2 separate regions of the Homo sapiens genome follow, and region 2 is linked to region 1. The links are chromatin contacts, found by Hi-C in ENCODE. All regions are on one chromosome and are shown on one strand. Each heading gives the region's core, a stretch centred on a gene start or an enhancer-like site at or near the end of the contact. The rest is flanking DNA. Distances are from core to core; before and after follow the strand shown. Region 1 overlaps GLRA2 (glycine receptor alpha 2). Region 2 has its middle 32 kb from the start of GLRA2.

The links. A loop is a pair of places that touch in the nucleus more often than their neighbours do. Pooled maps may share reads with other maps.
Region 2: a loop to region 1 is called in a pooled map, with 5 times the contacts of the local background. The contact joins two enhancer-like sites. A Hi-C loop is called at or near these places in 7 of 37 single-sample maps with no recorded cell type and 3 of 50 pooled maps.

Annotation. Positions count from the first base shown.
Region 1 is chrX:14,671,380-14,675,185 of GRCh38, forward strand. All of the region lies in intron 7 of GLRA2 (glycine receptor alpha 2), which reads left to right. Among named protein-coding and RNA genes, the nearest start is that of GLRA2, 140 kb to the left of the region's middle. RefSeq lists enhancers at 1,805-3,004, 2,448-2,742. Within about 2 kb of position 1,977, at least 2 of the 41 ENCODE cell types and tissues checked have a DNase peak (open chromatin) inside an H3K27ac peak, as active enhancers do.
Region 2 is chrX:14,495,226-14,498,875 of GRCh38, forward strand. It overlaps a transcript of GLRA2 not described here. Among named protein-coding and RNA genes, the nearest start is that of GLRA2, 32 kb to the right of the region's middle. Within about 2 kb of position 2,071, at least 3 of the 41 ENCODE cell types and tissues checked have a DNase peak (open chromatin) inside an H3K27ac peak, as active enhancers do.

The DNA.
Region 1 (3,806 bases), core at 727-3,226:
GTGACAAGAAAGACAAGAGAGAATGTGGAATGTAAATAGTGAAAAGAGAAAAGGCAAACAAGTGTATTATTGAGTTGGTTACCATGAGGGACAACTAGTGTTCAATTATGCTAGGGATCCTCCAAAAACTGTGTAGAATTCTCTTCAGATTGCCCCAACAAGTACCAGGAAATCCAGGGTCTTTATCCACCAACCCCCATCCTTCCATGGTTGAGGACTGCCCCTGGTAGTGTTCTAGGCTTCCTTGCATGCATGTCAAGAAAGTTTCCAAGGTACCAGAGAAATCTCTTAGGCAGAAAAGCAGAGCTTGGGGTGAGTTGCTGAGGGTTTATGTGAGAATTGTCCATTGAATCTGCAAGTAAACTCAGTGTATCTGCTATGCACATAGTATTGCACATGCAATTGTTTTTCCTGAATTAGTACTATTTGCTTCTAAGCAAGGAATTCACTATTTTAGGCAAGTCTTGCCTGGCACATAGAGGCATTCAATGAATAGACATTATCAGATGATACTGAAAGTGCTAAGAATGCAGAGTAGAGGGCCTGAAGGCTGTTACTGGGACTCACAGCTCTGATCACCTTGACATTGGGAACCCATACTGCTATTGATGTGGTTTCCTCTCTCATCACTTTTTATTTCCCTTGAGTCACAGAATCTTAGAATAGCAGAACCCTTGAAAATTATCAGCCCGATCCTTTTATATCCCAAGTGGGAGTGTGAGACCCCAAATCGTGAGATAATGTGCCCAAATTTGCAATGTGAGCCAGTGGCAAAGCTGAGGTCCACATTTTTGGCATCTTCTCATGGCTCTCTCTAACACAGCCTTGCTGCTTTCTCTTACTTTAGATAGTCATACTGGATTGATTTCCGCCAAGGGGCTGAGATTGATCTAAACTTTCTGAAGCAGATGTATGCAACTGATATGTTAGAAACTGAGGCACTCAATGAGCCCAACCAAAATATTTTCACACTTACACTTTATCTTTTAAGCATTCTGTACACTTCCATATTGAAAAATAATAATGCTATCTGATGGCATGGCCTTTTATTTCTTCAAAGAGCTTACACATCTACTTATGTCATTTTACTCAAGAGGCAGTAGGATTTCTTTTTAATCATTACAGACTCCTGTAGGCTAGTATCTATTGCAAATAGGTATTTAACTATTAATGGGTGATTTGTGCTTCTGGTTTTTTTGTTAAAGAGAAAGGAATGGAGCTGACTTGTATCAAAATGCTGCTCAACTATAGGAAGTGGATACAGTAGAGACATAATCTTTGGTAATTTATAACTAACAAAAAGTGAGATCAACAGCCCAGCCAGAAGCTTTTGAACCACATTAATTACAAACCTTTGACTGACCTGTAGCTCCTTTTCTTGTTTTCTCCTCCCCACATGGAACCTGGAGCGTGGTGGATGCCTGGAATTTTTCCATTTCAGTTTCACTTTGAATAGTATGAAACAGTAGGTAGCTGATTAACTTCAAGAGCTTTAGGTTAGAACACACTAGGCTTGAGCGCCCAGAGTGCCATGCCAAGAAGGGAAGGTGTCTGGCAAGTTGGCTCCTATCGAGACATCCTTGATGATCTGCAGCCTCCACTGTGAGCTCACATTAAAGTACAGAGCTGACACTAAATCAGTCCACAAGCCAGAGTCTGGGTCGGAAAGCTTCTCGGCTACCACTGACTCTACCATTCAATTGAAATTCATATTTCACACTATACTCTCATATATTAAATACTCTATGGCCCTCCACTAAAGGAATCCCTGTTCTCATCCCCAGGATGTAGCATCACAGTGCTCAGAGGGTTCAGGTGCATTGGTGGAGAAGTTCAGCACCAGAAGGGGCCTCTTTGTATCCTGGAGTTATCACAAGATTCTAGGTATTCTGAGGAAATGATTTCTCCATCACTGCAACTTGAACTGGGCTTCTAAGACTGCCTCTATTTTGTACTCCAGAATCACCCATTCCCTACATATCTTACCCACTGTTCATCTCAGGAGTACATCATCCATAATTGTTATGAGATGATGACGCATCTGCACATAGTCACTTAACACAGGTACACCCACTCACTCTGGTAAGGTTCTGAGTTTGAGAAATGGTCAGGGGTGAAAGGTTTGGCCACTGCTTCCTTCCTGATTTGGCTCCTCATCCCACTATAGGAGGCATAGGCAACTTGGAAATCATAAACCAACAAGCTCAGTCCAGGGAGTGGAGACCTGTCAGCTCTTCCATATTCCTCTACCCATCACTATAAACCTTACCCACCATTCCAAGGCCTTTCCAAATAACAGTTATTAAACTTCCCTCTTTTATTTCCTTGCTTGTAAGTATGAATTTTGAACCTGGGTTAGGGTAGGGAGTAAATGCACAAATAGTATACAAGTAGTCGAGGCACTAATTGCTGACTGAGAAAACAAATGAAGATTGCGGTTATCTGCCATCTATGAACACTTATCTTCACAGTATGTCCATGGCTGCAGGTGTGACAGTGCTACTGTTGTTTCTTGCTTGCCAGTCCCACTGCATGTACCTTCTCACCTCTTTTCCACATCAGATGTTGTCATCTGGTGTAAGCACAGTCTGTGAGTAATTCTTCTGACTCATCGCCAGAGAGGGAGGTTCCCACAGGGGTCAGTGAGGCAGAAAAGCACAGAATTTGGAGTCAAGCCAGATTTAATGCAAATCGCAGCTCAACTATTCTTTTGCTGTGTGATCTTGGTAAAGTTAATGAGTGAACTCAGCTTCCTTATCCTTATAATGGAGATAACTCATAGAATGGTGGTGGTGTAAGCTTTTTGTTGATGATAGTGGTGGTGGTGATTTTGTTCTGTTTTCTTTTTGTAACAGCATATATCAGTCCCCATGATATACAGGAGTGCTCACTGCAATGAAGTTCCATTTATGTGAACTTAGATTATGTGAATTTAAAGCAAAGCAATATAAAAATACTAACAAAGTCTTAGTCCATGCACAAAACATCAAATACAAGATATTTTACTTTACATTATTCCTGTGGGGAAAACTGCCTTGAATTATGCAAGTTTTGAATTATGCAGTGTCTTCAGGGGCTCATCCCTTACAAGCCAATGTGTCTGAGAATCTACAATCTGCCAAATGAGTGTTAAGTTTTATATAAAGTATCTTATTCAATCCTTCAATGACCCCATGAAACTGGAATGTGTGGGCCCCTACTTTGATATGAAGAAATCAAGATTCAAAAAGGTTAAGTAATTTTTCCAAATTCATTGGTCATTCACCTAGGATTCAAATCCAAGTTGGTCTAGCTTCAAAAATATTCATTATTTTTCCTTTTTTTTCTTTCTTCCATATCTTCATAGTCTCCCAGTTTTTCTCTTCTCTTTCTTTCTCCTTTTCTCTCTCTCTCTCCCATGCACACACACACAAACACACACACTCTCTGACTACACAAACATTTATTAAGTGAAGCATCATCTCATCATCTCCCCAAAGCCCATTGTTGTCTTTCCAATACTGAGATCACCCAATTGGGTCTTTTCTTCATTGAGATTGTTTTTCCACCAGTGGGCAATTTGTTCCGAATCCCCACTTCCCCCTTATTCCTGCCCTTGTTAGATAATAAACATACATCACTTGTTTTGTCACTGAAGGTGCAGGCACAGGAAGTAGACTATGGCAGGAATCAATGTGCTTGTCTATCAGCCAAAAATGTAGTGACGTGGCAGACATAAGCACAGGGAAGAAGATGCTGCATTGCCCTACTTCCTCCAGATGCTAACCCCTCCTTCACCTTGACTCTCTCAGATGCCTACATTTGCA
Region 2 (3,650 bases), core at 821-3,320, 180 kb before region 1:
GCTTTTGATGTTTTCCTCTTATATTAGGTGAAAACCACTTAAAACATATTCAATATAAGACAATCAAAACCTGTCATTAAAAAAATTCTCTAAACATCGCAGAAAACTATAATGCAGGCGAATGGACATTATGTTTTACTTTTTAACCTGGTTCTAAATCCCTTCAAATAGAAGACATCTATTTTGTTAGTCGATATAGGGTTCTACTCTACCATCTAGAAAAGCAGCCATGATTAGTATGAGAGCTAGAAAGAAGGTGGAGTGGAAGGGGGAAAGAGAACTCTATCAATTACGTTGATTGAGCACGGGGTATATTTCTGAAATTTCTGACCCACCATATATATATGTCTGTGTGAGTGTGTGTATATATATATACGCACTATATATGTGTATGTATGTACACATACATATATACATATTGCATATATATCCTTATATACTTATATAAGGATATATATGAAAATATTACATATATATATATCCTTATTTAATCCTCCCAACAACCTTTGAGTGTATTATTATCTGTTTTATAGATAAGAATCTAAGGTTGAGAGAAATTAAGTAATTTGCCTTATGTATGCACAGAAAGCATAAAAAGGATTTGAACCCAGTTCTTCTTGATGCCTAATGATACCTCAGGGACTTTATGACCACTCTGGGCCTGGGAAATAAAACAGTCCATTTTGCAAAGGAGTACTTGAGCTGGTGGTTTTCAGGATAGTTTTGTTTCAGATAATCCAAGAGAATTGTGGAAAAAAATTGTTCTAAGACAGAAGCTTGTGAGCTGACATTTCTAGCTAAGGAGAGTTCATTGTGTTTGGGGTGAAAGGGAGATGAAATATTTTAGCATGGGCGAAATGCAAAGTCTACATGGGGTAATGACAAGAAAAAAAGAATGCATAGATTGTAGGTGAGGGGAAGGAACTTGAATCCTAGGTAAGTGTGTTGGCTCAGATGAGCCCAGAATTCCATATTGACATAGAGGGACTGTTTCCCAAACAAAGCCATTTTTATATGCTGTTCATCAGACTATACACCAAGCTAATGGTCTTACCTTGTATCTTGAGTTCTTCTAGAATTGACAGTCATCTCTAAGAAAGATTAGCTGAATTAGTACTGAGTAAATCCGCACATATGTGGGTTGATCTCAGATATGGTAACTCAGATTGTTTTTTAATACCATAATACGTTTTTCTCCATTTTCAATGCATTTATCACCACTTTCTGTCCTTGAGATAATTATATAAACACAATTAACTATAAGGCAAGTGGAAAGACTGTTATTACTGTAGTTGTCTTTAAATCTTGGAAATCAGTGATTTAGCTGACCCTGCTTTCCAACATTATCTTAATGCTAGCACTAAATTATTGTAAATCCAACATGTTTTCCAAGTGCTTTTATTCTGAAAGGTTCAAACTGTTTTCTAGATTCTTCATTAATCCTCACAATATGTGCAGGAGGTACTTGCTGTCAAACGTCAGGCCCATTTTACAGATGGAGGATTTAAGCAGTTTAATAAAAGACATGTCAGTCACATCCTCAAAGGAGTAAGGATCCAGCTCAACCGTGAACCTAGACCTGCTGGTTCCCCAGCTGTTGCTGTCTTTATTAAGGAATGTGGCTTCTCTTGGTTTCACTCTGGTGCTGGCCTTCAGCTGGTTACTAGGCAACTTGAGTGATCACAGCCTAGGTGGTTCAAAATACCAGAGCATCAAAGTCCTAGAAAAATGAAGCAAAATCTTTTCATTGTACACATGTTAAATTTAGTCTAATACCAAACCATTGTACCTGAGATTGGCCAGGAAAAAAACAAAAAAGCTTTGAAGGGCTACCAAACACCATGCGTCTGATATTTGGGTTAATTTTAGGCTGATAATTATTACAAGTGTCTTAGAACACAGAAGAGGAAAAATAAAGTATAGGCTGCTTGCTCTACAGAGCTTAGAGCCCAAGGCACTCAAATAAATAGTTGTATCACATGGAAAGATGATGTAAAGTGGTTGATGAGGGGTCAAGATAGAGAAGAGAAATCGTCTGATAACCAGGGCAACTTGATGTTAGCTTCTGTAAGCTTTCATGATGATTTCAAAACGAGAAAGCAAAAGTGAAAGTAGAGGGAACAAATTTCCCCAGCTACTTATTTCTAAAGCTCAGAAAGGAATTTATCATAAGAGTAACAGGAAGAAAACAGCTCGGTGCAGTCTTTTATAATTCTCAGTGTGAGGATCCATGTGGGCTTGGTTATATGAAGTGGGTTTTCTCCTTGAAGACAGAGAAGGGTACAAAATGTGGTGGTCCTGGGCTTTGCAAACAATAGCTGAGTCACAAACCACAGCACAGTCCTTGGAGACATAGTGAGAGAGTGGCAGGCTGAGCCTCCACTTCCCATCCAGACACATGACATGTTGCTGGGAGCATTTTCACTTCGTTCTGTTTCATAAGGGGACATTTGAACCAGATTTTAAAAGGCAAAAGCTCAATTTTTCTTAGTTTTAAAAAATGTTGCCATTTATTTGAAAACCTGTGGGACAATTGGCCTCTAAGATACACTTTGCCCCACCCCCTCCCATCTATCTCACAGCTAGGCAGACCAACTCAAAATGTGTCCCTTAAAAATCCTGTTTCCATGTGGCTCTGCTTAAGGAGGTACTCTAACCCAGAAATATCATCCTGGAATAGAACAGACAGCAAGATGGATTATGCATCACAAGTAAAGTACCTGCCATCACAATTACAACTCTAATATATAGTGAACACTGGCCAATAGCTTATGCTCTTTAAAGGAAGAGATGTTATTTTCATTTCTTCAGAGTTCTTGAGAATTCTTTAAAAAGTAAAGAAGTTATGTAAATATTGGAAGATAGTCATATCACACTGATTTGCAAATAATTCCATGGTTACCTAAAAAAACAAAAAAAAAACCAACAGGCTCAATTAAAAGAAAATTATGTGACTAGAAGTAAAATAATTTGGTAAGGTGCTGGTTACCAGGAAAAATATTTTAAAAACCAACTGATTTACTCATAGAAACCAGATAGAAATAGAAATGGAAAACACAACCATACACCTCATTAACAATAAAATAAAAACTACAAATTACATAGAAACAATTTAACAAGGAAAATGTAACATTTATTTAAAAGAGCTATAAATTTTATTGAAGGACATAAAATGAGATCTGAATAAATGTATTGACAAACTATACCCCTTGATAGAAAGTATTTTCCCCCCTAGGTCATTGACATTTTTATTTTTAAATTTTTTTATATATAATATACATATTTTGAGGGCACATGAGGTAATTTAATATATTTGTATAATTTGTACAGATCAAATCAGTGCAATTGGGATATCTGTCACCTTAAATACTTTTCTTTATGATAGAAAAAATTGAATTATTCTCTTCTAGTTATTTTTGAAACATATAATAGATTATTATAAACTATAGCCGCCCTACTGATCCATCAAACACTAGGTCTAATTTATTACAACAAACTGTATCTTTATACTCATTAATCAGCCTCTCTTCATTTCCCCCCACCCTGTACCCTTCCCTGCCTCTGATAACCATCAATTTCCTGTCTATCTTCATGAGATTCTCATTTTAAGCTCCCACGTGGGAAGGAGAATATGTGATATTTGTCTTTCT